Linked DNA regions of Homo sapiens: region 2 is linked to region 1. The links are chromatin loops, found by intact Hi-C in ENCODE. Cell type or tissue: HepG2. All regions are shown on one strand. Each heading gives the region's core, and the rest is flanking DNA. Links, peaks and the distances in the headings are about the cores only.

Evidence for each region. Peaks named below come from ENCODE experiments on the same cell type or tissue, not always from the same donor. Only the 100,000 strongest peaks of a DNase experiment are listed, where the experiment ranks them.
Region 2: a loop joins it to region 1, with 2.7 times the contacts of the local background. A loop is called at or near these places in 1 of 110 quality-filtered maps.

Annotation. Positions count from the first base shown.
Region 1 is chr3:76,985,300-77,001,128 of GRCh38, reverse strand. It overlaps a transcript of ROBO2 not described here. Among named protein-coding and RNA genes, the nearest start is that of ROBO2, 47 kb to the left of the region's middle. RefSeq lists an enhancer at 10,130-10,631 and a silencer at 12,724-12,924. In HepG2, for the core only: no CTCF peak of the experiment used is centred there; no DNase peak of the experiment used is centred there.
Region 2 is chr3:76,936,537-76,952,365 of GRCh38, reverse strand. It overlaps a transcript of ROBO2 not described here. Among named protein-coding and RNA genes, the nearest start is that of ROBO2, 96 kb to the left of the region's middle. In HepG2, for the core only: no CTCF peak of the experiment used is centred there; a DNase peak (open chromatin) is centred at 9,105.

The DNA.
Region 1 (15,829 bases), core at 4,418-12,417:
AGTGGAACTATACTGTTGCTTCTTTGTTCTTAGGTGAAACCAACATTCACCGTTTTAGAGTTGGTGCTTGTATCTAGAAATTTAGCAGGCACGCAAATGATGGCTGTTGGGTAAACTTGAAAAACGTCACCGTGGCTCTTAAATATATGGTGCTAAACTGGATGCGTTAAGACTCATAGCATGTCATGTCATGTTTTGGAAATTACCTCTGTATCTAAAGCATTTTATTATTCAGATTTTATAAATGTGTGTAACAAATGAGGTAGCATCTGTGAACACACTGTTAAACTAAAAAGCACTTTAGATGTGAAAGGTATTTTTTATTTATTTCTTTTACTATCAGTTTATATATGCATTTCTACCCCCATTCCACTTTCTTATATTCAAAATAACTTTCTTCAATAGGTATTATCATTCAAAATGTTTACCAAGTACTTGCTAGATTCAAAGCTCTGTCTTAGGAACTTTGCACACAAAGACATGTAAGACACTATCTCTGTCTTCAGGGATTTTTAAGACATTTGAAGAAGCCATGCTTAGAAAAAAAGTCATGAAAATGCCAGCTACCTATAAATAAGTTTCTAATGGGTGTTTGTAAACATAAATATTGAGAAAGTTCAGAAGAAGGAATAACCACTCTGCCTGAAATAAGTAGCAGATGCTTAGACTAGTTGGAACTTAACAGGAGATGCAGGGCCTTGAATAAGGAGATAAACTGAGGGAGAAGCATCCAGACTGAGAGGCTGGCAAAGGGGAAGCTCTGGAGGCAGGGTGTGGATCTATTGGGTGCTTAGCAGTTAATATTTGCTGTTTTAATGATTCTTATAGGACCCAAAGACCTTCACTGACCTACCAGGTATATGTGCAGATATACGGGAATCACTCAGGTTTATAGAGTCCATGTACATCTCATCACAGCACATGAGCGAAATAACTTCCTCAGTGGTCTATTTCCAAGGGGAATGTTCTTATAGGTCTTGGGGAGTATTTTTGGCCAAAATCAGGACCTGGTTCTTTTTTCCTTTTCTCTCTGGACATTAATCAGGTCATCTCGACTCAGGTTGAAGTGTAATATAAAGGAGGAACAAAATAACTCTGGAAATGTTGGGAGCAAAAGAGTGCAGAGAGCCAGAAATTTACCAGGAAGCATGTGGTGAACACCTGCTATATATCATGTATTGTGCTAGTTGCAGGAGGATACAAAAGCAATGAAAATTTATCCATATCTTCAACTTTACCAATTTTTAAGAAAAACAACACATGAAACAGACAAAGAACACAAAGGTATATATGTTTCTATACTAAATTGGAAAGTACCTACTTACAAAGATGAAAATCAGCACGGCGGAATAAGGCCTGCCTTAGGAGCCTCAACAGTGGCAGAAAGCATACAACTCTTGAAAAATGTATTTTATACAAACCCCAAGGTCTCCTTCCTCATGCATGTTATCAGTCTTGACACACATTTCTTGCTAAATTGTGGGTCTTTTCTGTATTTAGTCAAGAACTGAAATTTCTGTAATTATGACTAGAATGAATACCATTAGCTGGAATACAGTTTCTCCAGGGGATAAAACATGATTGACATTTCTAAACTGTGTAATGTTATTTTAACAAGGAGTCCTACACCAAAAGAATTTGACTCTGTTCTGTTGTAAAGACATAGGTTCAAAAAACAGTGTAAATAACAGCAGGCATGTTGGATATTTTTCTCTTCAAGGTAAAGAAAACTATTATCTGGAGTAAGGGATTTATAGGTAACCCCAGTTACCTATCTACAAGGGGGTTATCGCTTTTATTTCGTAATAACCTTGAGTGCCCTCTCTTACTTATGGTCAGATTCTAAACCACCCAGGCTGTAGGTGACAGTACTAATCCTGAGTCTGAGTAAAGAAACAAGAGTTCATTCCACAATCTATTTACTTATTAATAGGTGTTCAAGATCATTACTCATTTTACAGTTAAAAAAAAAAGGAAAACTTCTCTTCTCTCAGTAGATAATTGAAAATGTATTCTGTAAGCACATCATCACTCCAAGCAGAAAGCCTGAATACACAGCACAGAAGACCTGTGGATTTGGACTAATTTGGGAGAAAGCCAGTATGAACATTAATGTAGTTTCATTGATTTTGTATATAAATATTAATTTGAGCTATAGTTAATTAAATACTTCTAAGTTGAAGCCTTGCTGGGTCTGCTTCAGTAAGTAGATATGAATATTAAGATCCATTAAAAAGTGTTTTACTAAGCAAATAAAAATGTTTCCTATGATCAGGCTTACACCCTCAATATACTTGGCAAGCCTGTCTGCAGTGTGTGTGAGAAGGTGGACTTAATTCAACCTTTCCAGAGAATTGCCAGCACATAGGCTTCATCAATCACCAAATTCCCCCAGGCGTGAAAATTAGTCATAGGCTAGTTGTGCACTCACTTGAGAATATCACGATGTGAAGGGTTTTTGTACTCAATTACCTGTATAACTTTTTCCCTAAAAGGAAATACCATTTTGTTTAAAGTAACTATTACACACGGTATGTTATGAGCCTCAGTTTCCATAGCTATAAATTGTTGAGTAATAATATTTGTCTTACTATTATGAGTATTACATGTATGTTATTTTTGTCATGTAAGGATTAAATGTATGTGGAAGTTTCTTGAAATTCTATAAAGTATGTATGTTAAACATTGTGAATATGACCTGAGACTAGGACCTTTGTCTTTAAATTTTTGGTCCATATTTCTTGAAAGTACTTTCAACTTCTCTCTTTCTCCCTCTCTTTCTTGGGTTAATGTTTTACACAATCTAGCTTTTATTTTCTTTTCAATGTTCTTCTCATCTTCAGTATCTGTGATATGTCCTTATCTCCATTATCTATTATAATAGATGAACGCAAGTATCAATCAATTTGTCCTCCAAAAGTAAGCAACAATCAATGCTCCCTAATATGTAGGCCAGTATAATAACTATGTACTGTGTCAGGTTGTAAAACTGACCACAGAACATTGTAGAATCTTCCATGAAGAGATAGATTCTCTCCACCCTGGATTCTGAGCTGGTCTTGTGGCTTGCTTTGGCCAATAGAATACAGTGCAAGTGATGTTGAACTGTTCTGAGCCCATGACTCAAGAGGATTTATGTTCTTTTGTGCTCCCTGTTGGAATCCTGCACCAAAATGTGAACAAGCTCTGGCTAGTTTCCTAGATGATGGGAAAGCATATGGGGCTGAGCTAAGCCCTCCCTCTGAGGTCATTTTGGGCCATTTCCCAGCTGACATGGCAACTGCTGCAATACAACAGCAAGCCCTGCCTAGATCAGAACAACCAAACTGCAGATCCACAGCTTCGTAAGCAAAATAAAATCGTTTTGTTTTGTTGTCAATACTTATGCAGCAAAAACTAAGTGATATGCCCAGTGAGGATACATTATGTAAAACTGAGACATCAGAAGCTCAACTTATACGATCTTCTCTCTCATGTCACTCTTGATCTGGTCTTTCTCTTACTTTTTACACTATTGGTATTTCTTTTCACTTGTAACACAATAATTACATTGCTTTCATAAAACTCTTCTCTAATCTTTGAAAACCATTTCAGACTTTGCCCATGTGTTCGAAGATATTAGGGAACTCTTCTAATTTAGCATCATACGGAAGGATCATGCTGTCAATTAGTGAGCAGAGTCATTGATAAAAATGTAAAAGAACATTAGACCCCACAACTGACTTCACATATTATACTGTTCAATAAGCACTATCACTCAACAGGAGAAATATAATAATAGGAGAAATAGAAATTCATTGTAAGGTATAACATTATCCATCTACTATCAGATCAAATATCCATCTACTATCAGATCAATTTAAAATGCTTTAACACATATGGTCACATATATAAAAAGTATTGATTAAAGTGAGCAATATAGATTAAAATGTTGTGATTTGTGTTTTTCATGCATACTAAAAACAAAAACAATTATTTCTATTTAATACTACCTAAAACAAAACTTTCTGTAAAATATGGAGTAGCATATAACTATGGGATTTTAAAATACTGAAATAATTTATCTCAGAATAAGCAGAAGAAGGGATACAAATTAAATATCTAGCACACACTAATTATGTCTTAATACTTCTTTTTACTCATCTCATTAACTTATACACAAGAAGACAATAAGCAGATCTGTAATACTGGGGCAGACAAACTGGCAGACACATATTAGATTGTGTATCAGTTAATAATGATAGGGGACACTGTCAGCAATGCTTTACTTAATCATGCAGTAACATCAGACCCAGAAGCCACCAAAATAGAATAATTTTGCACAATTAGTAGAATAAACTAAGGAAGGACTAGTTTACTTTGTTAAACTCTCTTTCAAAATCCACCATAGTTTAGAATGAAAATACTTGGTAAGAATGTACTCGACTTGGTAAGAATGTACTGGACATTAAAAGAAGTTCAGTTTGAATTTAAAATGGCTGATGGGACAAAACCACTGCTCAATGAAAAAAAGAGGATACAAACAAATGGAAGAACATTCCATGCTCAGGGGTAGGAAGAATCAATACCATGAAAATAGCCATACCGTCCAAGGTAATTTATAGATTCAATGCCATCCCCATCAAGCTACCAATGACTTTCATCACAGAATTGGAAAAAACTACTTTAAAGTTCATATGGAACCAAAAAAGAGCCCACATTGCCAAGTCAGTCCTAAGCCAAAAGAACAAAGCTGGAGGCATCAAGCTACCTGACTTCAAACAATACTACAAGGCTACAGTAACCAAAACAGCATGGTACTGGTACCAAAACAGAGATATAGACCAATGGGACAGAACAGAGCCCTCAGAAATAATGCCACATGTCTACAACTATCTGATCTTTGACACACCTGACAAAAACAAGAAATGGGGAAAGGATTCCCTATTTAATAAATGGTGCTGGGAAAACTGGCTAGCCATATGTAGAAAGCTGAAACTGGATCCCTTCCTTACACCTTATACAAAAATTAATTCAAGATGGATTAAAGACTTAAATGTTAGACCTAAAACCATAAAATCCCTAAAAGAAAACCTAGGCAATACCATTCAGGACATAGGCATGGGCAAGGACTTCATGTCTAAAACACCAAAAGCAATGGCAACAAAAGCCAAAATTGACAGATGGGATCTAATTAAACTAAAGAGCTTCTGCACAGCAAAAGAAACTACCATCAGAGTGAACAGGCAACCTACAGAATGGGAGAAAATGTTTGCAATCTACTCATCTGACAAAGGGCTAATACCCAGAATCTACAATGCACTCAAACAAATTTACAAGAAAAAAACAAACAACCCCATCAAAAAGTGGGCAAACGATATGAACAGACACTTCTCAAAAGAAGACATTTATGCAGCCAAAAGACACATGAAAAAATGCTCATCATCACTGGCCATCAGAGAAATACAAATCAAAACCACAATGAGATACCATCTCATACCAGTTAGAATGGTGATCATTAAAAAGTCAGGAAACAACAGGTGCTGGAGAGGATGTGGAGAAATAGGAACACTTTTACACTGTTGGTGGGACTGTAAACTAGTTCAACCATTGTGGAAGTCAGTGTGGCGATTCCTCAGTGATCTAGAACTAGAAATACCATTTGACCCAGCCATCCCATTACTGGGTATATACTCAAAGGATTATAAAACATGCTGCTGTAAAGACACATGCACGCGTATGTTTATTGCAGCACTATTCACAATAGCAAAGACTTGGAACCCACCCAAATGTCCATCAATGATAGACTGGATTAAGAAAATTGTGGCACATATACACCATGGAATACTATGCAGCCATAAAAAAGGATGAGTTAATGTCCTTTGTAGGGTCATGGATGAAGCTGGAAACCATCATTCTCAGCAAACTATCACAAAGACAGAAAACCAAACACCGCATATTCTCACTCATAGGTGGGAATTGAACAATGAGAACACTTGGACACAGGAAGGGGGACATCACACACTGGGGCCTGTTGGGGGTGGGGGGTCTTGGGGAGGGATAGCATTAGGAGAAATACCTAATGTAAATAATAAGTTGATGGGTGCAGCAAACCAGCATGGGACATGTATACCTATGTAACAAACCTGCACGTTGTGCACATGTACCCTAGAACTTAAAGTATAATAAAAAAGAAAAAAAAAAGTAAATCTATGCTCAAATTATTCCTAATTCCAAATTAATGAAAAAAGTAACAATATTAACATAAGGTTTTTCCAACTTTGATATGTTTTTATTATATTGCTTCTTGTAACATTTCATTTAGTTGTTGGTGAAATGCAGAAGATTCTAGCACATCTGTGGTTTATGGAAGGGTAAGCCCAAAATATTAACATACATTTTTCCAGGAGAACTCAAGATATAATTTCACAAAACTGTAATTTCTCCAAGAACAGGTATCTTGTCCACCTATTTTTAAGCACTGTGTATATAGAGCTTTGCACACTATCTGGAGCATAATATGCCTTCAGTAAAGATTTGCTAAAAAAACAAATAAGAATTTCTTACTTGCTATCCTGAATCAGTCATTAACCATTCTTCTGATTATGATTTCAGAGAAAATTAGAAGACAAATGTTTTATTATTATTACACTGTTGTTATTCTGTTTGCTCATTGCAATCATTTCAGAGTAAATCACTTATAATTAGCAAAGAAAAGAGTAACCAATAAAAGCAGTTTCCAACTTTCCCAATGCAGTAAAAAGTTTAAAGTTTGTATGTGAGGACTCAACATGTGCTTTCCCGTAGAAACAGCATTAGAAATAATCAAGTTCACAAGCCAGTACACAAAGTCCTATGTGATCATTAATGTAGCTAAAGTATGTTACTAATGGAACAAGTCTAAATTCCTAGTTTTGATTGTTGTTGGATACATGGCACAGCAAGTGAAAGATATTTTCTCCTTTTCTTGAACAGGGTTGTTCAAAGCTAACATTTAACAATATATGCAGATAGCCTTGTGCACTCATTTACCAGCTTTAAAACAACAAAAAAAAAAAACAAAAAAAGCACATCTTTGTTTTTTTTCTCACCAAATTACGGAGTGAGAACTCAGAATGTGTGATCCTCAATAACCCACTGCTATTTTTACCAGGGTGGCATTAAGTCTTCTTCAGAGACATATTTCAGTAATGGTAACTGATGTGTAGCTGTCATTTAGAAGAGTAGAGCTTTAACTATTCTTACAATGTTTTGTTTTTTTTTTTTACAAAAGCTAAAGTTAAAAAAATATATAGTACTACATGGGTATAGATAGTTTCTATAGAATGGTTGACAGGAAATGCATGGGTATTTGGAGATAAATATCCTAAGACTGAAAACACATAACTCCCATGGGTCTCATGTTTTCTCATATTTGGTCCCTTATTTTAAGGACTAAAGAAGTCTCAGGACCCCTTCCCATCAAAGTATGGTATGTAACTTTCCTTTTCTTCTTCCTGTTTGAGTAGAGCCGTTAGGATGGAAACACGCTAACTAAACAATTCACACTTACCTATGAGTGACTGAAAGCCTTTTAACAAGATTCAAGGGAGATACCTGCATTTGTTTTTTTAAAGGAGGCCATTAACCAAACCAATCTTTACTTGGAAGAATTTCAAGCACTATATCAAAATAATATTAAAAAATTATGATATGAATGAAGACATTTTGGGGATAGTGATCTAGAACAAACAAAGATTTATTTTGAATAATTTGTATGTGACTTTGGGGATCATTTCCTCTAAGATACATTTGAATTTCACAAACTCTTTATTCCTTCACTTTTCAAGACAAGAGTTGCTAAGAGTGATGTTTACATTTTATTATTTTTTAAACAATAATAGACTCAAATGTTACTAGTAACTCTTCTTAGAAGATGAGACAAAAATTGATCAACAGGAGATTGACTGTAAGTCAGAAGCTTTGAAATCAAGGATGCTTTTATTTTTCTTGAAACTTTTTTTCTTCTAGCTTAAAAACTTTCGAGATTTTAGGCTGGGCACAGTGGCTCATGCCTGTTATCCCAGCACTTTGGGAGGCTGAGGCAGGTGGCTCACTTGAGGTCAGGAGTTTGAGACCAGCCTGGCAAACATGGTGAAACATCATCTCTACTAAAAACACAAAAATTGTCCAGGCGCGATGGTGAGTGCCTGTAATCCCAGTTATTCAGAAGGCTGAGGCAGGAGAATCACTTGAACCCGGCAGGTGGAGGCTGCAGTGAGCCAGGATTTTGCCACTGCACTGCAGCCTGGATGACAGAGTGAGACTCCATCTCAAAAAAAATTAAAAAAGTAAAACTTTGACTTTTTATGTTTTAGAATGACTGTGGTAGAAAATGGGTCTCAAAAACTGAAAGACTAGACCTCAAGCTATACCATTTCTTGTGACTCAGATGCTACCTATGGCAGGGGAAGATAGATTTCTGTTCAGCAACAGGGACATCAGGCCCTTCATATAGAAAAAAAAAATTCTTATTTTTAGGAAAAAATTGACGTTATGCCAACATTTCATATAATTCTCTCCCATGAAAAATTGGTCCAAGTGCATGATTTTTTTTCTCACGAAATTACGGAGTGAGAACTCAGAATGTGCGATCTTCAATAACCCACTGCTATTTTTACCAGGGTGGCATTAAGTCTTCTTTAGAGATGTATTTCAGTAATGGTAACTGATGTGTAACTGTCACTTAGAAGAGTAGAGCTTTAAATATGCATATACTTTTTTTTTACAAAAGCTAAATTTATATATATATATATATATATATATATATATATATATATATATAGTAATACATGGATATAGATAGCTTCTATAGAATGGTTGATAGGAAATGCAAGGGTATTTGGAGATATATGTCCTAAGAATGAAAACACACTGCTGCCATGAGTCTCATGTTTTCTCCAGTTATCTGCCCTTTTCTGACTTAGTTTTAGTGTACAATAAATAGTTCTTTGGTAACTCTGTTAGAAAGGACTCTTTTTCTAACAATGTGTTATGCTTATACTACAGGATAGTAAATTTTCTTGGAACAAGGTCTATGTTCTGGGTGGCATACATTTCACATTCAGAACAAAAGCAAGCATCCACACTGAAGAACTAGAAGTTCTATTTGGTCATAGAAATTTATAAGGGGCAGCTCCTTTACATTTCTACAGTGTCCCATATGTATACCAGAGTGACTATCTGATTAAAGGCTTTTCAGATAACCCTGCATTTGAGGATATATGTCCTCCAAGCTGGGGTCAATAGCCTTACTGGAATGCAAAACACAAATTCAGAGGTTTTTGAACTCTGCCACACTCTATTTTCTCTGATAGTTGAAGCCTTTCTACTCCCACTAACAATGTATTCACTTGGTTTCTTATTGCAAATCAATAAATGTCAGGATATTCATGCTATGCACAACACATCAAAAGCATAATATGTTAATCTAACATTAGGGCTTTATCTAGATTTTCTATGGTAAAGAATACTTTTTCTTTGAATTATCAACTTATTATCTCTTCAAAACGTAATGAAAGTCCTCAAAACTTAATGAATCCCGTGATAAAAAGCAAAACAACACACAACAGCGTTGTGGAACCATGACTTATACAACTCCCTTGCACAAGCACAGAGATCTGAGCTGATAGTGGTTGTAGATATATGAGCAACATTTCATTGTAATTGGTATTAATGACTTCAGACTACACACAGAAAGTGAAAACTAGAAAACAATGCATACTGTGCGATGATATTGCATTTAGGTGAATTACTCATAATTTAGTAGTTTAGAATGTTGCAATACAGCATATTACACAATAGTTTGACTTAACTCTTTAGCCATCATCACCTATAGGTAAAAATAACTAAGTATTTTTTACCAGTGGCGAATCCATAAGGGTCTGCATACATGTCTGCAGCAAGCTCAATTCTTCCCTCCTCAGAAGAGAGAATTTTACTGAGCAGCATAAGGCAGAAGAGACCAGGTCAAGTTTTAGAGCCGTCGTGAAAGTTTACTAAAAAGCTTTACAGCCAGAATGAAAAGAAAGTTAAGTACACTTGGAAGAGGGCCAAGTGGGCAACTTGAAAGACAAGTGACCAGTTTGACCTTCTGACCTGGGTTTTACAAGTTGGCATGCTTCTGGGGTCTTGCTACCCTTCTCCCCTAATTCTTCCGTTGGGGTGGGCTGCCTGCTTGGCCCGCCAGCACTTGGGAGGGGAGCCTGTTCAGTGTGTTTACTGGAGCTGTATGCATGCTCACTTGAGATATTCTTCCCTTACCAGCCGAATGTCCCTAGAAGGTCACATACCAGTTAAACTCACCGTTTTGCCTCTTGATATGCATGCTTGAGCCCATTCACCCAACTCCTGAGATCTCATCAGGAAGCTGCTGATCACCAGTTTCAGGTTTTTCCTATATATGGGGAGACTGCCTTTCCTTTCCCTAGCGCTGGCTGCAACCAATTACTATTTTAGAGAGATAGTTAACAACTGCATGACCATCACCTGATGGTCCCTAACATTCTTGGCGTGTGTTGGGGGGCCAGAGGGAGCCCTCTCCTGCTCTGCTCATGTCTGACTAGCTATCTACTGTAACAGTTCCAATGGCTGTTATTCAGTAATGTGAATAGCAGCAAATTATATTCTGAATATCAAGGTTTTTTTAAAAAACTGTCAACATTAGGTAGAGCTAGTATTTACTAACTTTAATATGTTGATTTCCTAACTAGAGTCATGAAAAAATTTAAATGATAGAAACTTTGTGATTTTATATGTTTTGTTTTTGTTATTAATGATTTTGCATATGTAATATGTAACTGTGCCCATATGTTCTAACTGGAAATAGGTAGGCAGGAAAGCTATCTGGTTAAGTTGAAGAAAGACCAGCTAAGAAAAGCTAAGGTTTTCAGAACAGTCATTTTGAAAGAGATGAAGAAAATACATCGTGATGAATCCCACTGAGTTTGTAATAGCTACCCTAAAATTCTGCATTTTAGTTTTTCATTTTATTTTAATTTTTAAAAGAATAGAAGAGAGTAGAAAAATAATTTTTCAATAGCTTTCATAATACAAGTTACTGGAGTTTGAAAGGAAAATAATCATCTTACCATACTGAGATCTATTAGATCTCAAGGTCTAAAACATGAATTAAAGCCCTAGGTTTAATGCTAATAATAGGATTCAGGAGCAACAAAAGTGAATAATCAACCTTTTAAGTGTAAAAGAAACACAACTATGCCCCTGTTCATGCATGCCCACATGTGTATGGGCCTGTGGACACACACATACACACAGACAAACTATATAAGAAAATTTTATTTCACCTGTCATTATAACTTGTTGAACTGCTTTGTCCCAAATATCCTGCCAGATTTCTCTCTAGTCTTATATCAGTTTTCTTATAATAAATACCCAGTCTTACTGAAATATGGAAATGTAATAGGGTGAAAAATTAGAGCACATAGGAGAAAACCTTCTCCAAACACAGTATAATGATTTAAATTAAATTTTGTTGCTCTAGCATAATAATCTATTATCTTTTTATTTTTTTCAAATGTCATCCTAAGAACCCGGCGGTTAGTTACAAATATTTCATCTCAAATGTTGTCTTCTAAGTTTAAATGTTTTTTAAACTTAGAAGTTTAAAAAACACCCCAAACTACTTACAGAGACTATAATGGGAAATGAAAATTACATACTTTTATTATCATATTATGTATAGTTTATGCTCATTAGACCATAATAGGGTGATTAAGAGCAGAATCAGCCTGCACAGATTCAAAATGTATTCCTTGTCTGCTCTGTTTCATTCATCAGTTTATGTAGCTTTTCTGAGCCTCACTTTCCTAATCGGTAAGTGGCTATAATATCCCATGCAAAGTGCTTACAAATGTCAAATTTATATTACATTCACCATAAATATTTCCTATTACTGTCTACTCTATGAAACTTACCTTTCTAATATTTTAACAGTTTCATGTTAAATGAGTTTCTTCCCCTATTACCAAACTACCAATTTTGTTGATCAGTATAGATAAGAATGCAAAAGTATTGATACTCAGCAAGTGTTTAATTATCATGTTAAGAAGGTGTTTAGGGAGATAATACATATGAAAATACAGGACAAATGTTTCTTCTACAAACTGTGATTTATAGCATATTTTATTATATACCTTAATATAAATTATTTTTCTAAATAGCACATTGGAACAATTTGAAGCTTCTCTTTGGAGTAGGTCTTTAAATGTGCAGCATCAGGGCAGGGCTGAGGTAAACACTTCTGTAGTTTGATACTCGATTTTGAAAATACATATTCACTTCTTGATCTTAATGTCTCGAAGCACAAACTGCAGTTCAGAAAGGAAGTTGTTTTAGGCTTTGTTTTCAGAGCAAAGGATCAGAGGCATTAATGTCTCAGTTCTACTGAAACAAAGAAAATTAATCTACTGGGAATAACAGTGGTATTAAAAGTCAGGCCAACACCAGCAAATTGAAGTGGAAATAAAGACACTTATCAAAATAACTCAGAGAAAGGTAAAGAAAAGGTAAGGAAATGAAAGGAGGATGAACCAAAGGAAGGACTGACAGATGGAGAAAATAAGAGTACTGTCTTCTACATTTCTACATATAGAGAAAATAGGAGCACTCTCTTCTAGATTTCTGACCTTGATTACAGCCCAAACTCCCACAATACAAGTTATATAAATTATTGATAGAGCTCATTGGAAAGTGCTTTTTAGCCTGACTTATTCACCTAATTGTTCAATTCTCAATTTACTACTTCACTTTGGTGGTGGAGACCTGACCAAAGAGGGTTTTTGGCAACCATCCATTCCCCTACTGACCTCTTTCTAATCAGGTTAACCACAGCTGGGAAGACATGATTTACAGTATATTTTTATTTGGCCCTTGGTGGAACTGCAAAAAAGCCTTACCTTTAGGGTTAATAAAAATGAGTACATCAACTGATTATTTTAAAAATCTACTTTTCTAACAGGTTATAAGATGAACAATGGTGTAATGCTCATATCAGTAAATTGGTTGCATAATATTTTATTTTGTCTCGTAATTACCTTTTAATTACCAAATAAAGTTAGCTTATATACATGTATTTTAACAGTAAGAAATGTCTAATTTTCAAAAATAAAAGCATATATCATGACAAATGATCTTTATAGATTATTTTAATATCACTTAATTTTAAATTTGACATTATCTTTACGTGACAGAGTTAAACTTTAAAAATATTAATAATACACTTCATTTTTAGGTGTTTGCCATGCAAAAAAAAATTCTCGTAAACAAAATGAAGTTAATTATTTGGAGAACTTTAAACTATTCCCAAGGAAATGCTTATTTATCCACAAATTAGTGTGGTAATCAGTGGTGGTACAAAAAATCTATGAGAACTGATGGGTCGTTTTGAAAGGGGGTATTAAAGAAACAAATTTAAAATTACTGATTTGAACATAAAATATCACTGGCTTTTTTTTAAGCTGCCTTTTTAAAAACGTGGAAGATCAGGCTAATTTTTTAGAAGTGCATGAATTATTGATGGCATAAAGTCCTTTGCAATATCCCAGTAAAATACATTGCTACATAGGTTTTGAGTTATATTTTGTGACTACTGTTCCCAAAAGAGAAATAGGACCAAGTGAATACTGCTAGAAGCAAGGAATTCAGCTCTAAACCCTGATGAAGATTTCAATCAAAGGGAAGTCGCACATGGAGCATTAAGAAAGAAAATAACACTGTGACGCATGATTCCCTCCCCCCCACTACACGGCAGTGTGGAACTGAAACAAAATGAACAGTGCAAATAGGTCTGAGAAAGCATGTTCTTTGTAAAAGGCCGAGATCTCTAGAGGGCAGTGTATTAAATTGCAGATATTATCTAGCTAAACCCCAAATCATAAAAGCATGAAATTAGTAATTGACTCAATTTGCCTCATTTATTAGTAGCTCAGACCTCTGCTAGAATTAATATTGCCCAACGGAATTTCAAGTAGTGGTGGCGTGGCGTATCACGACAGAGATTAGCGCCTGCTTCTTTTACTGTACTTCAAACATCCCACATCCTCCAATTAGCTGAGCTCTAATCTAATATGCATGCTTTTGGCACTTTTATTGTCAATAAGATGTGACATCCGTTTTTTATAATGTCACGTTCATTTTAGTTAGTGTGGAATTCACTGTGCCTTAATTTGGCATGGTCTTTCTAGCTGTTTGTTGTATCTTGTCTCAGCCTAGGGGTTTACTTATTATATTCCCTATCGATTTTAATAATAGATATCAATTAAAGATGAAGGTTAATTATGTATACGCATGTAATATAAAATTTGCTAATAGCATAGTCAGTTCCATATTATAATACAAATACCACAACCAAGCACAATTCCATACTTTATTTCATATTTTTCTAGTGGTGATTATACATGAATTACATTTCCATTTTCCTAGTGTTGGCAATAATTACTATTTTTGCACATGTACAGATTAATTTTATAATATTTCAAAAAAGAATCTGTTTTTTAAAAATTGTAATATTCTTAAGTTATTTTGGTGATAATTACAAAATAATATAACTTTCCCCCCTGAAAGTCAAGAACTTTAATTTATAATAGAACATTAGTATGTTCTTGGGCATTCTGGCAATGAGTAATAGGAAATTAAGACACGGTTACCTGTGTTTACCTAAAAATATATATATTTTTGGTGAAACTCATGTTTTATAGATTCCAAACAAAGCTATGTTCTAGAACCTAGAATTTGACCTACATCTTAAAAGCAGTAATAAAAATTTTTAAAGCAGAGGTAACTCCTCAGAATTTTGATCAATAGTAAACAGCCCTAAAGATAAATATTCTACATTATGTAACTTAGATTTTTATAAATTGTATCGATCAATGCGTACTATATAGCAAGACATTTAAATAGATATTTTGCCTTTTAGTACTTGGAACCATTTGATTAATTAAGAAACAGTGCAGCTTTTCTATTGTGATGGTATAAGAAATGAAACAGTGCCAAAATACACATAACATATGAAGTTTCAAAAATATAAATCTGCTTTAAATGCTTATCAGAGTTATTGATTAGATTTATAGTCAGTGGGCAAGAAAATAACATTTTCAAAAATAAAAAGGTTGCTTAAAAATCTTGCCCAAAAATTTTATTAAGAAAGGGGAAGTAAAAGTTACAAATGTCCTTGTAAGGGATTTCCAACAAAATTAATGACCACATGGAGTTAATGGTCCCAGGACCACAAGCTCTTCCAGTTGATCATTAATCCTCAGGAAATACTGGCATCATATATGTTATTGTTGAAACTATATCTAGCCAAGAGGTCCACTCTGTTCCTTCACTGTTGCTTGAATTATATCCCACCTGTTGAGTTGAAGTTGAATATGCAATGGAATAATTTTGAAGAACATTAGCCATTGCTAACAATGTTCAAATTGATTATGTCCTCCTAGAGAGAAATGAACTGCTCCGTTTTTTTATGCAAAAATAGATTATCTTCTTTTTTTTTTTTTTTTTTTTTTTTTTTTTTCAGACGGAGTCTCGCTTTGTCGCCCAGGCTGGAGTGCAATGGCTTGGCTCACTGCAAGCTCCGCCTCCTGGGTTCCCACCATTCTCCTGCCTCAGCCTCCTGAGTAGCTGGGACTACAGGCACCTGCCACCACGCCCGGCTAATTTTTTGTATTTTTAGTAGAGATGGGGTTTCACCGTGTTAGCCAGGATGGTCTCGATCTCCTGACCTCGTGATCTTCCCACCTTGGCCTCCCAAAGTGCTGGGATTACAGGTGTGAGCCACCGTGCCCGGCCA
Region 2 (15,829 bases), core at 4,608-12,607, 49 kb after region 1:
GGTTGTGGTGAGCCAAGATCGTGCCATTGCACTCCAGCCTGGGCAAAAAGAGCAAAACTCTGTCTCAAAAAAAAAATAAAAATAAAAATAAAAATAGGTTACAATGCAGGAGTTGCTTTATCATGCCCTAATTCAGAAATTATTTTTGTCCATTGGCAACCATCTATTATACCAGATGATTTAAAAAATATTAGCAGACATAGTCAGAACGCAGGCTGTGTTTCCAGAGAATATATCTACTATGGGATGGGAGGTCTGCTGAAAGTCATCAGTCTCACATGCTACTGACTTACACTGATTCAAAAGGACACATTACTGGCAAAATAAAACACAGGATACAATTTACTAAAGATATGTAGTCACGGACTGTGTGTGAGAAAAAATACATTTTACATCTTGCAAGACAAAGCTGGGGAAGGGCTCTCCCTGAAAACTTGAATAGATAATTGGAGACCTCAGGAGTTTCATAGTATCAATGGCTGTATGCCTACGGTTGGGGCTTTAGAAACAAGAAAAAGCTCTGAAGATATAGCAGTTGGCTTTGTGAACAGTAAGAGCAGGGAGAATTTTTGGAGCATGGTATATATCAGTCTAGGAGTAGCTCAAATCTCATGGCGGGGTAGAACATGTTTTTTAAGAGGATACCTGTCTTTAACAAGAAAACAATTGATTAAGGAAGAAAAAGAATACAACACACATATCGTACATGCTTGCTGTTCAAAGGGGGAAAGCAAGCATGATAATATGAAACATTAAAAAAAATAACACTTTAAAAAGTTCAGAAAGAAGTTAAAAATATATTTCTTTTTTCTCTTTCAACTTTACGTAAATCTATAAATAAACACACACATACACCATAACTTTGAGTTCACTTTTGTTACATTGACCTTTACCACAGGGTGGTATATGTAATGTAGGGAAGTAAATCTAATTTCAAATACATTATCAAGATAGTGTTGAATGAAGCTAAATATTGGAATGGGATGAGTGAGGTTAGCACAACTTTTTAAAAGAAACAGAGATCCGTTAGATAGAAGATGTTATAACCAGAGTGTTTGTTCACACACAGAAAAGAGAGTACAAATGTGTTGGAAAGACACTACAAATTCTAGGAGCAAACATTAGTTCTTAAATAATGGGGAGAGAAATAGGTTACAGATCACAGTAGAGAATGGAGGCCAAGCACAGTGTTAATGGTGGTTTAAAATTTCTGAATACTTACAAAGCTGATAAATTCTCTAGACCTTCATCACCTTGATGAAAATTGTATTATGAAAGAAGTGACTAAATGAATCTCTATTCAAAGTAAAGACATATTCTTAAGAAAGTGACACTGAGGGCCAGGTGCAGGGGCTCACGCCTGTAATTCCAGCACTTTAAAAGGCCAAGGAGGGAGAATTGCTTGACCCTGGGAGTTCCAGACCAGCCTGGGAAACATGGCGAAACCATTTCTCTACAAAAAATACAAAAATTAAGCCCGGTGTGGTGGTGTGCACCTGTAGTCCCAGCTACTCAGGAGACTGAGGTAGGAGGATCACTTGAGCCTGGGAGGTCCAGGCAGCAGTGAGCTGTGGTTGCACAACTGCACTCCAGCCTGGGCAACAGAGTGAGAACCTGTCTCAAAAACAAACAAACAAGCAAAAAGTGGCAATGAAAAGCAAGCACACTCTAGAGTCTGTTATAACCAGGGAGGATGTAGTCAGACAGCTGCGTATCCTGTCATTTTTACTCAAAGTGTGATCCATGAACCAGTGCCACAATGAGTACAGGAATGGAGACTGTTTAGAACCCTTCATGGCAATTGAACTGGCTGTGATCTCCCAGCTCACAATTATTTTCTAATAATTTACCTTATCATATTTTATAAAATATATAATTGACTGGAAATAAGTAATAATATTTTATCACAAATGGCTTCAGAATAAGAATGACTGTCCTAGAAAATGAGAGTTTGATGTATAAGTGTGTCACTCCATCTGAATTGAGGCTTACAAAATGACAAAGTAACATAAAGATTAATCGTGTTCTGTTAGAGAAAGAAGAAACTTTTTGAGTAGGAGGTAAAGGATTCCGCTTTTGGAAAGGATGGAGAATTCCCTAATTACTATTTTCTTTACCTGTGACAAATATTACACTCTTTAAACTGAACACCGTAGAACAAATATTGACATGAAAAATTGTAATCCTCCCAGTGTTAGGAAATTTTAAAGAGACCACCTATCAGTATTAATTCATTCAATTCTCCAGCCTCTGTGAACTGCATCCCAGGGTTCAGAAAAGATGCTCACCAAAACAGTTTCAGGGACTTTGGAGACTTCATCACAAAAAGAGAAATGCTGAGAATGCATGTCTCATTCTAACCTTGTACAGAGAAAGAGAATAGGTTCAGCTAATCCTAATGAGATGGTTTATGAGATGTATCTTATATAGGTTGAATGACTGCTTGTATATGTTCTTACAGAAAGAATTAAGCATTAAATAGATAGATTAAATACAAAGCTTGATTTGTTGCCCAGACTGGACTTGAACTCCTGGGTCTGTGCTCAAGCAATGACACTCCCTCCTCAACCTCCTAAATAGCTGGGACTATAGACTGCACCACTGTGCCTGGCCTGTGTCCTGTTTTAACAAACATCTTGGGAGCAAGGGGCAGATCTTAAATACCATGAGGTAAACAAGCTCGTTCCATTACAATCAGGACCTGTGAGTGATTCAACCCTTTGTAAACAAGTACGATAGAAGCAGAGCCAGTCTGTGGACACGGGAAATAGGGGAGAAGCCGGTCGGACGTGGACACCGGAAACAGGGGAGAAGCCCTTCGGTCTTGGACACCTTAAATAGGGGAGAAGGCTGTCGGACTTGGTTTGAATTCTGCATATTTTTAAAAAAGGCTATTTGAGATTTCATAGTTACACTCACATCCTCTATGGAGTTTAGAGTTCAAATTTACTTTTCCTGCTTCAGTCAGGATAAGTCAAGAAGATAAATAAATCTAAAGTTGTTGACACAGTCCGCATGGGTTGGGGACTGGATGCAGCTAGAAGAAAATGAATTTTCTGGAAAAACTCATTCCTACAACTTGCAGGATTCTGACAAAAAATTGAGAAACACATGAGAGAAACAAAAGGCAGCATAAGAGCTGCACACAGCATACGGCAGAATTAACTCTTTAAGAGCTTCAGGTATTGGAATTATGTGACATTTACTATAAACTAAGCACATTTATAATATTTAGGGGAATACAAGGAAAAAAATTAAGTAGGGAAACATGGCTCTCAAAAAATGAAAAAGATTAGACATGAAAATTTAAATTATGGCCAGGCGTGGTGGCTCACGCCTGTAATCCCAGCACTTTGGGAGGCCGAGGCGGGTGGATCACCTCAGGTCAGGAGGTCAAGACCAGCTTGGCCAACATGGTGAAACCCCATCTCTACTAAAAAAAAAAAAAAAAAAAAAATATATATATATATATATATATATATATATATATAAAATTAGCCGGGTGTGGTGGCGGGCACCTGTAATCCCAGTTACTTGGGAGGCTGAGGCAGAGAATCGCTTGAACCTGGGAGGCGGGGGTTGCACTGAGCCAAGATCGCGCCACTGCACTCCAGCCTGGCAACAGGATGAGACTCCATCTCAAAAAAAAAAAATTAAATTATAATTATAGCCTCAGTGGAGGGGTTGGAACATCAGATTAAGTACAACTAAAAAGGGAAGTCACAAAATCCAGCCTGGGTGACAGGGTGAGACTCCGTCTCCAAAAAAAAAAAAAAAAAAAAAAAATTAGATTATAATTATAGCCCCAATGGAGAGGTGGAACATCAGATTAAGTACAACTAAAAAGCAAAGTCCCACTTCAGAAGATTTGAAAGAATTACTGACAATGTAGCACAGAAAGACAATGAGTGATATTAAAATACGAATGGTTAAAATAAAAGAAGGAAAAATGGTTCAGCATATATTTTATTATAATACTAGGAAAAATAGTGAAGAAGGAGGAAGATAATGTTAGAAAACATTAATTGATAACAGTCATGAATCTTTGGATTCAGGAAACAAAAATGAATCTCAAATAAGAAAACTAAAAACAAATTCATATCTAAAGACATCAAAGTCCAACTGCAGAGCAGCATAATTGCAAGAGAGAAAATATAGCTTTTCTGCCAAGAGTGAAAATTATACTTTCTTTACTTTTCAACATGAATAATAAAGCTAGAAGTCTACTTAAAATTTTGTGTTTGCCTAAATTATCATTCCAGGATGTGGGATAAATAAAGGGCTTTTCAGATAACCTAAAATGGAGAGAGTTAACCATCCTTAGACTCTCACTAAAAGAAATTCTAAAGAGAATACTTCAAAAACAAAGGAAAATTATCCTATTCAGACGTTCTGAGATGCAGTAAGTAATGGCGAGCACAGAAATGGAAAAACGTGGGAAAATAAAAGCCAATATTGAATATAAAACAAATAGAATAATTTCTAATCTTGGGAGGTTAAACATGTCAATAGAACAACAGCAGCAATAACAACAAAATAATATCAGAACTTGAAGTAAAAAGTAGTACGTTCAGATGAGAATGGCGACAGAACAAAAAAACCAGTCACATGTCATCGATTGCAGGAATTTGAAATTGTTAACTAAGAAAAAAACCAGTCCCATGTCATCGATTGCAGGAATTTGAAATTGTTAACTAAGAAAAAACCAGTCACATGTCATCGATTGCAAGAATTTGAAATTGTTAACTAAGAAAAAACCAGTCACATGTCATCGATTGCAGGAATTTGAAATTGTTAACTAAGAAAAAAACAGTCATATGTCATCGATTGCAGGCATTTGAAATTGTTAACTAAGAAAAAACGTGTTGGAGGAAAAATCTCTTAAATAATTTTAAATGATGACATGTACTGAAACATTTATATTTTATTCTAAATTTCACTAGATAGTAAATCAAGGAAGAATGAAGTACAGATTTTGCTGCAATGTAAAGGAAAACCTTTGTTCCAACAAGACTATTCTGAAAAAGAATGAAATTCTTTTAGAAAAAAATAACATTCTGGCCTCTAGAGGTATCTTATTTGGTTTGAATGTTTTTTTATAGAAAGAATTAAAGTACTAAATAGATGGGTTAAATATATTATAATATTTATTTTTTATAGATACTATTTCTGGGACTATTATTCTAATGTAAACCTCATTTTCCCCTAATTTGTGGAAAACGAGTTAAGTACATGAATGTACATGTAAAAGAAGTGGAAATGTTTAGCATATTGTGATTTTGAGTGATAAGAATATGTTTTCAAATTCTGTTTCAAGCCAAGATGGAGTAACAGTGACTAGACATACTCTCCCACCCGAAACAATTAAAACGTTAGACTAAATATACACAAGAATGATTTTCAAGACATTGGACATTACGGAAAGAAAGACAAAATTTCCTGGGAGATGGGAAAAAAATAAAATAAAATTAGCCCTATCTTTGTCCCCGGCTTACAGCCTGGAGAGAATTTGCAGCTTACAAAACATCCAGGGTAATCCAGGTGCAACCCAGCAGTCTCCCTAAATTGAGGAAATTGAACTGGGAGTTTGGGGAGGTTAGTGAAAAAGATTCTCAGGGATGTATTCCAGGCCAGGCGCAGTGGCTCACGTCTGTAATCCCAACATCTTCGGAGGCTGAGGCAGGCAGATCACTTGAGGTTAGGAGTTCGAGACCAGCCTGGCCAACATGGTGAAACCTCATCCCTACTAAAAATACAAAAATTAGCCGGATGCCGTGGTGGGCGCCTGTAATCCCAGCTACTCCGGAGGCTGAGACTAGAGAATCACTTGAACCTGGGAGGCAGAGGTTGTAGTGAGCTGAGATAGCACCACTGCACTCCAGCCTGGGCGACAGAGTAAGACTCCATCTCAAAAAAATAAAACAAACAAACAAAAAACAAACAACAACAAAAAAACAGAGTTAGAGAGAGAATCTGGGAGCCCTACACAGGGTCCTTTTCAAGTAATCAACTGAGTGGTAATCAGTACGTGTGTGAGAAAATCCCCACCCCTGGACAGAGAACCACCTAAATGGATTAAAGGAAAACTAATCTTTGGAGATCAGACAAGACTGGGGATAGTTATTATATGGCTGGTCAGTGCATAAAACCTCATAATTCAAGGCATATTCTGATGACTACTCAGAACTTTGTTTTACTCAGGCAAAACTTTGCCGTACACTAAACAGTGTTCTAGTTCTGACTAACAAAGTTTAAAAGCAAGACCAAAAAGTAGCAAGTTATTTCTAAGGAACCGTATCTCAGAACACAGCTTAAGAATATTTATACGACTACAAAAATATCCAGCAGCTAAAAAAGGTAAAATTTGCCATTCAATAAACTATTAAAAGGCATGCAACAAAAGCAGAAAAAGACAGCCCATAATGAGTTCCAAAAAATCCACCAATCAAAAGCAACCCAAAAATAATACGGATAATAGACTTAGGATATGAAGATATTAAAGCAGTCATAATAACTATATCCAATATGTTCAAAAGCCAGAGGAAAGATAGGAGATGCTAAATATAGTCATGACAGATATAAACAAGAAGACCAAATGGAACTTGCAGAGGTAAAATGTCTCATATGTGAGATGGCAATAATGGCCAATAAGAAATTGCTGAAAAATGATTAGTGACCTTGAGGACATGGCAGTTAAAATTTATTCGAAATAAAACACAGAAGGAAAAAGTATTAAACAACTAATTGTATCAGTGAGCGGTGAAACGACTTCAAATGGACTGATACACCCTGATACACCTGTCATTAAAGTTTCTCAAAGAAGGAGGTGTGTTTGGGGTGGGGAAGAAAACACATGCAAAGAAAACTGGCTAAAATTTTTCAAAATGGGATAAAAACTATAAATCAACAGAAGTAAGAAAGTCAATCACTCCAAGCATTTATTCATATCCTAACAAATGCCCTAAATTTTAGTGGAATGCCCTAGGCTCCAACTCTGATTTCCTAAGAAGAATTAAAGAGCTGGCAAGTTGGATGTTTGTTTCTTTTTTCATGTTATAGTGAGAGCGACATCAATAATAAAATTAATAATTAACATTCATTAAATGCTTATTATGCGCAAAATACTTCTGATTTCTTAGGACCTAGGACCCTAAACTGGCGCTTCTGCCATTTCTATCATCTCTTCTACCATATTCTGCTGTTAAAAGCCAGCACATTGGGAGGCGGAGGCGGGCGGATCACGAGGTCAGGAGATCCAGACCATCCTGGCTAACACAGTGAAACCCCGTCTCTACTAAAAGTACAAAAAATTAGCCGGGCGTGGTGGCGGGCGCCTGTAGTCCCAGCTACTCGGGAGGCTGAGGCAGGAGAATGGCGTGAACCCGGGAGGCAGAGTTTGCAGTGAGCTGAGATCGCGCCACTGAACTCCAGCCTGGGCAACAGAGCGAGACTCCGTCTAAAAAAAAAAAAGCCATCACAGCACCTCTCAGATTCAAGGGGAGGGCCACAGGACCTGCTGGCAGGAAGGTTAAAGAATACGTGGCCATCTTTAATCTGTCCATCTTACCTTACAATGTGCATATCAGCTGTTACAATTCTGATAATTCTAATTTCAGGAATTTGCTATACATAGTCAACCATTAGAAGATAATCTCTCCTTTTATATAACTGTCTAAGCTTTATGCATGGCCATTCAAAAATATTAAGATCATTAGCTCCAATTTCATGTTGCCCTAAGAATATCCTATTTGCTAGTTTTGAAAGCAATGTAGGGAAGAAAATAACAAAAACAACTATGTAACTGAATTTTATATTTTCCCTTTCCTGTTTCAGTTTCTTAAAACATAACATGTTTTCAATTGATGGCTACAATTTTCCAGGATTTAACTCAGAATTACAATACCTGTGGATTTATAAAACTGCAATTTCAATTTTTTTTTGTAAAGCCAAGAAAATTGTGTTTTATTTATTCTGGGTAGTGTGGAGTGAAAGGTTTGAGAACAGTTTATTTTTGAAATACCAAATATTTCTCCTTGTTGATTAAAATAAATACAATGTGTTATTTAATTTTGTTTTGAGTGTAATCTTTTTTATTTGGACTTGAAAAATTTGTGATAACTTGCCAGTATAGGATTGTAGTATGTATACAAAATATTTTAAAAAGTGTTGTTTTTTTCAATGACTCATTGTAGAAGTTATTATTCACAATAATACAATTGGGAGTTTAACATAAACAGACCTTTTAATTGGAAAAAGTCTTTAACAGTTAAATTGTTGATGTATTGAAACTTTAAGACTAAGTGTTTAAACATAACTATTTTAACTTTCTATAAATTTACCAAAGTTTCTATTTAATTAGTCCAAGCTACATTTTAAAGAGAAAAATAAACAACTTTGAATTAGATAAATAAGCCCAGCTTGAATCATTGTATAATTTATTAGTCACATTACCATAGCTTCCGTTTCCTCCTCATTTGTAAATTAGAGGTTATACTTTCCTGTTCTCCAGATTCCTCTGAAGAGTAAATGACACAGTATATCTATCACCAAACAATATTTGGCACGCAGTAAGACAAAGTGTATTGTAATGGCGAAAGAAAGAAAACTAACCTAAACCTTGGTTAAACAACTATGACTTTTCAAGGAACCAGTAGAAAAAAAAAGTACTGATACAAACAGTGGCTTTTCTGTTTTTCCTTCTGGTAATAGGACTATACTTAACTATGAATACGTGTTTTGGTTAACAAAATTTGTTGTGCAAAATCCACTTATAAAATATAGTCACTATTTTCTAGTTTGGTAATTAACTTCATTTACAAAGAAGCAATCGTATTAAGTGGTTCTTTCCAATATGTTTTACAGAAACATGTATTTTTCTGCCTTCTTCAAAGAACTAATTCAAAAGTTCACTCTGGGAAGTTTGAGATCATTAAAGGCAGGCTGAAATACCAGAAGAACAATTATAGGTGAATGGCAACCTTAATAATAAACAAGAAGAGTTTTGTTTCTTTTTAATTTTTCTAGCCAGGTCTGGGGACACAACTACTAACAGATAGCAACGAGTGGTATGTAACAACTCAAGATAAAGGGGGTCAGAGGCTCATGGAAGGGAATTCCCCAGCGCAAATGCCAGTCCTCTGAGGTAGCTCTTTCAACAAGCAATGATACTGATTTCCTAGAAAGGACCAACTCAAAGTCAACCCACTGAAGAAATGGAAAAGTTAATTTGAGAACTTATTTTGTGATGAACATATTAAAATAAATTTCCTACCTCTCCATACTTAGCTGAAGTACTCACATGACGTTAGGTGAACATTGGAGGAGAAACATTGTTCTAAAGTCTATTTCTCTACACAATATTTTTGATAGGTTAAAATAATAATAATAAACGCATAAATCTTACAAGTCTAAATGAACAGGAGTATGACCTCTAGCCACAGTTTGGTGCTCAACATAAGTTAATAAAGTATAACATAGTATTCAATAATATTATTGTTTTTTTCAGTTAGGAGTTGGAAAATTAGAGTAATAGAAAGTGAGAGTTGAAAGAGATCTGGAGTCCACCCAGACCAACCCCATATTTTACAGTTAAGGGAACTGAAATGGAGAAATCAGTGAAGTGTTCAATGTCAAAGAGGCAATAGTAGTTGGAATCAGAATTAAAATTAGACTTCCGGTCTTCCTGAGACCAGCACTTTCTCTAGGCTACAATGAGAGGTTTCCATTCTGCCTTTTCCCTACAGTCAAGGATATGAGTGTATATAGCCAACCTAAGAGTGTAGAAAAGCATCCCCAGGCATATATGAGCTTCTGCTTTTCCACGAGCAGCTGTCATCAGCATGTTGATAAGTGAGGCCAACACTCTTCAAACATCAGTGGTGCTTCCCAAGCAAAAAATTATAAGCAAGTTCAGCAGACAGGCTTTACTTACACAACACAATTTATTTTAAGAGAAAACCAGGTCTATGGAAATACGGAGTCAAAACAATAAAGGAGGCTGGTTGTTAGATTCGCATGTTCTACTTAGTCCATGATGCTTCACTTGTAAAAGTGAGGTGTGCTTTGCAAATGAAAACCAGGCATTCCACTGGGGTGATAAAAATGTCAAAGTTGGAGCTGCTGGATTGAAAGATGAAAAGGAAAACAAATCAGTGAGTTTCAACAGGAGGAAGTTTAAAGTACAAACTACTGAACAGTTTAAATCTCCCATTTCTAAGTAACTATACATTTTCTATATAATAATCTAAGAAATTCTTCACATATATGAATTTCATATCACAATACTTGCTGTAACTTTTGGAAATAAAACAGGTAGCAGGATCTTTCTGGAAGACTTTAACATTTATTATAGGTAAGTCACACTGTTTCTTTTATATAATTTTAAGTATCATTCATTTAATACTTATTTACTAATCACTTGTGGTTTATAGGCTAAGAGAATTCACTTTCTTAATCAGATACGATCTTATTCTCCAACTTAAAAACATGAATTTTTAAGTTTCTCTGGTCAGTCAAAGTAAATTTACTAGGAAATTACTATGCATCAGGCCTTGGATTATGTTCCGGTAACCACAGCAGTGATCAAGTTCTGGTGCTCTAGCGAAATTCTCCTAAAAATTGCAGACAAGTGAGGGAGAGAGACACAATCATCCCAAAGAGATAAGTGTTTTGAAAGGGAAAGTTACTGGGTATAAGGCATTATTGTATCTACTACACAGACTGTAACACAATTCAAAAGTTAGCTGCATAAGACATGGAGCCTTCCGATGATTGGTACGTAATAATTGTACATCATGCATCAACATGCACGATGACTCAGTTTTAAAATAATTTGGCAGAATGAAGACTAGTGTAGCTGAAGCCTTGAGAGGTAGGGAGAAAGTTGCAAAATATTGTCCTAGAGAGGAAGGCAAGGGTCAGAGGGTGAAGGACCTTGTGAGTCTAGGTGAAGAATTTGTATTATAGTGGGGTATACTCTAAACATTTAATATATAATAATAATAAAACATTTGAAATGATTTAAAATGCAGTGATGAATTAACAAATTTATATTTAAAATTCCCCCTTTATTAGTTGTGAAAATAAAATATTACAAGTGGACAAGCACAGAAGCAAGGAAGCCAAGTAAACAGCTACTGGAGTAATTCAAGTGAAAGGAAGGTTGTCTTGAAATAAGGAGATGAAAGAATCCATCAAAAAAAATGCAATCATTTGAAACCTAGTTTGAGGGTGAATTGACAGGATTTAGTGATGGTGGTGAGGGATGTTTTGAAGATAACTCCTAAGCTTTAGACTTTGGGGGAAAGAATGGGTGAAGTTATCATTTGCTGAGAAGTAACAGACTAAAGGTTAAAGGTGGAAAATATTTGGCAGGAATATCAAGGCTTCAATTTAAATACGTTACATTTGAGGCGGCTTTGAAAAATTCAAATGCCAAAGTCAAGCAAGCAGTTAGATATACAGACCTGAAACTCAGAAAAAGTTTAGATGAAAGCTGAAAACTTTGATATCATCAGCCTGCAGATGAATTTCTTTTTAAATTTAGGATTGGCACACAATAATTGTACATACTTATGTGATACAATGGGATGTTTTGATAAATGTATACATTGTGCAATAAAGCCGTTGGAATGGAGAGTGTACAAAAGGAAGCAGAATTGAGTTAGTGAGATCAGTTGTAAGATCAAGGACTATTTTGCAGGAATGTTACTGAGGGCATTCAAACCTCTTTCAAATCAGAGATGATGGAACTCTGCCGATGGATGCCTATTGTGGTAATCTGGGGACGAATTAGAGTCAGCGTGAAAGACAAGGAAAGGGCATTTTAAAATGAATACAATTTTAAAAAGCACTTTTGGTAAAACATCCAGTAATTTCAATGAAACAGGCAGATAAATGGATTTTTTGTTGTATCGAGAACGAAAGTAGCTATTGGCCAATTCCTTGTTGGCCCTAGTGTAAAAATATTTGAGAATAACAATGAGATTTGCATGATAAAATCCATTCAATCCTACATTGTGCTAAATCACAAACACTTAAAAGTCTATAGTTCTAATATTTGGCAGCTTAAAAATATCCTGTTGCGGCGAGGCGCAGTGGCTCACGCCTGTAATCCCAGCATTTTGGGAGGCCGAGGCAGGCGGATCACGAGGTCAAGAGATCGAGACCATCCTGGCTAACACGGTGAAACCCCGTCTCTACTAAAAATACAAAAAAATTACCCGGGCGTGGTGGCGGGCGCCTGTATTCCCAGCTACTCGGGAGGCTGAGGCAGGAGAATGGTGTGAACCCGGGAGGCGGAGCTTGCAGTGAGCCGAGGTAGCGCCACCGCACCCCAGCCTGGGTGACACAGCGAGACTCCGTCTCAAAAAAAAAAAAAAAAAAAATCCTGTTGCTTTGTCCTTCCTCTGCCACCTTTCTTCCTTCAAATTAAATAGTGATACACAAAGCAATCCAGAAATTTACACAAGGTTAAAAGATAGTTCTAGTAACAGATTCAGTGGACTGCAGAACTAGCAGAACTAGTTGTGGTGCATAAAGGTAAGAGAAGAGGGGATTGATTGATTTATTTACTTATTTTTTTAGATAGAATCTTGCTCCGTGGCCCAGGCTTGAGTGCAGCAGCAAAATCTCAGCTCACTGCAACCTCCGTCTCCTGGGTTCAAGTAATTCTCTTGCCTCAGCTCCCCAAGAAGCTGAGATTACAGGCATGCATCACCACGCCTGGCTAATAATTTGTACATTCTTTTAATAGAGATGAGGTTTCACCATGTTGTCCAGGCTGGTCTCGAACTTCTGACCCCCACCTCAGCCTCCCAAAGTGCTGGGATTACAGGTGTGAGCCACTGCGCCTGGCTTAGAAGAGGGGATTTAAACCTCTGCTTTTTGTTCACAAGCCTTTAAATTTTGGAAGGAAAAAGAAAATTTCACAAGAAGGAAATCTTATAGCTCATCACTGGTATTAAGTCTTCATTTATCAGAATGTTTCACTCATCAGCAGTTTTACCAATGTTAAAAATCAGAATTTTGATAATTTATTCTACCAAATCAGAGAATAAACATGCCTGCTTTCACATATGTTACCATGAAGATTTATCAAGAAATAGCTAAATAACCTCAAGAAAAGTGAGTGGAAAAGTAAACATATTTTGAAACCTTATTAATGCTAAGTATGGGGCAATTCCTTTCTCTTCTTCATTTTTATCATCATAACATATCTTACTCAGAGTCATGCAGCTGTAACTCATTATATCAATTCTATTACAAATATTATCTTTCCATTTTCTGCCTTACCCACCTCTCTGTTGGCTGAATATGTTCTGTACATTGTTTTCTATTCAGAGAAACCAGAGAAACAGTGTGGGGCTACTTTTTTTTTTTTTTTTTTTTTTTTTGAGACTGAGTTTTGCTCTTGTCGCCCAGGCTAGCGTGCAATGGCGTGATCTCAGCTCACTGCAACCTCCACCTCTTGGGTTTAAGCGATTCTCCTGCCTCAGCCTCCCCAGTAGCTGGGATTACAGGCATGCGCCACCACGCCCGGCTAATTTTTTGTGTTTTTAGTAGAGACGGGGTTTCTCCATGTTGGTCAGGCTGATCTTTATCTCCCGACCTCAGGGGATCCACCCGCCTCGGCCTCCCAAAGTGCTGGGATTACGGGTGTGAGCCACCGCGCCTGGCCGGGGCTGCTTTTTTGTGCAGAGATGTCCACTGATTGAGCTCCATAGATCCAACCTTTCTGAACAAGACCCAGAGGAGCAGCTGGCTAGCCACCTGTGGTACATGTGGTCTCACTATGAGCTGGCCTTCTATCAATTTCTAGAATTGGAAAAGCTCAGAGAGAGAGAGAGAGCAGATCACCAGAGAGAAGCAGAAAGTAGGTTGGTGGGTTTTGTAGGGCTCTACCCTAAAATAACAAGTAGAGGAATCAGATAAAGAGGGAAGCAGGCCAGTGTAGGAGTAAAGACATACAGAGATGAGGGACAATATGCAGCCTTTTTTGGGGGGGGTAGGTGGGGGACGGAGTCTTGCTCTGTCTCCAGGCTGGAGTGCAGAAGCACAGTCTCGGCTCACTGCAGCGTCCGCCTCCCGGGTTCAAGCGATCCCCTGCCTCAGCCTCCCGAGTAGCTGGGACTACAGGTGACACCACCTCACTCAGCTAAATTTTGTATTTTCAGTAGAGACGGGTTTCACCACGGTGGCTAGGATGGTCTTAATCTCTTAACCTCGTGATCTGCCCGCCTCGGCCTGCCAAAGAAACCAGCCTTATAGAAAGAAATGTTTTCTTGATTACTGACTAGTTGCCAGGTGCTTGTTCTCTGAGGCCCGTCCGTAATTCCCACCTATGAGTTCCATGATATTTCCAGTATTCTTACCTAACTGCACCCAGTGCCATGCTGGTGTTTTACTTGAATCCTAGTTTGGATTTGTTAATATTCCAAACAGAACAAGATACGGTTCTAAGTGAATATTCCCGAATACGTATGGGTAGGTAGAGGGTACGGTAACACTGTGTGTACAATGATGGCCATCCAGCTTTATGCATAACTTTGAAGAACTGAATTCAGTATAAATAAATACTATTACATCCACAAAGTTGAATATTCCAAATTTATTACATGGATATGCATTGATTGAAACAATGTCTAAAAATGCTTAGGTTAAAATGCAGAGTTTTATATTCAGTTTGATGTAAATTGGTGCAAATGGCCAAAAAGCACAATTATTTTTGCACTGACCCAACATCACATATGCAAAGATAGTTTTCTTTGGCAGATGTGATTATAGATTACTATTTTATTTTATTGGCTTTTCTTTATTTTAAGATGCATGCATTGTTTTTCTAATCAGACTAATAAATTACATAAGAAAAAGAATATACTTAAGTGAAAACAAATAACAAAATACAAAATCATAATAGACTCTGATTATAGCTGTGATAAAAATACATGGGTAAATAACTAGAAGGATACATCTTGATATTATTCCAGTAAATTTTTATGGCATCAGATTAAAAAAAACAAAAACCCTGGAAGTTATTTCTCTATTTTGCAAAGCTTTTCTCATAACATTTAAAAGGTAGCATAGCATGCCACAGATCTGGCACATGTAAGGTAGACATTTGAATCAGATATTTATAATTATATAATGGTAAAATGACCTAGCCCTTCTATGGACAGCCATATAATTTAGATGCCACTAAGTTTTACTTCGTTACAAAGATTAAACGTGACAAAAGTAGCTCATCTCTCACCCCACCTTCACTTGTGGTGTTTACTAAGTACAAGCAAGAAAATGGAGACTCAATTAATGTGAGTAGATTGAGGATAAGGAGGGGTAGGTCAATAATGAGTACCAGTTTGTAGAATCAATGAACACTACATAAAATGTGCTAGTTAATTTAGACGCTAGTCTTCATTTTAATACTCTGTGACATCCTAAGTAATTTTCTAGGAATAATGTTTCCAACAACCAGTTCAGAAACAAATGTCTTCATAAGAATGTATATATTTAACTAGGTGTTTCAATTAACAAAAGGAACTAAGGTTAAAGGCAGAATGTAATAAAGTAAAATTGAGTTAAAGACTCAAAATGCAATTACTCTGTAGTCTAAAAATATCCACTGCTGTTGTGAATAAAATGAATTCTTAGAACCAGTTTCTCAATCAGTGTTATAAGAATGATCCCAATTGCATATCTGGAAACATTTATATATAGTAAACATGTGTATTTATAAAGAAAACCTACTAAGGTTAACATGTTAGTGGTAATTGTAATGTGTTGGCTCCCACAAATAATTAATTTATCAGTCCTTGCTTTTAATACCTCATAA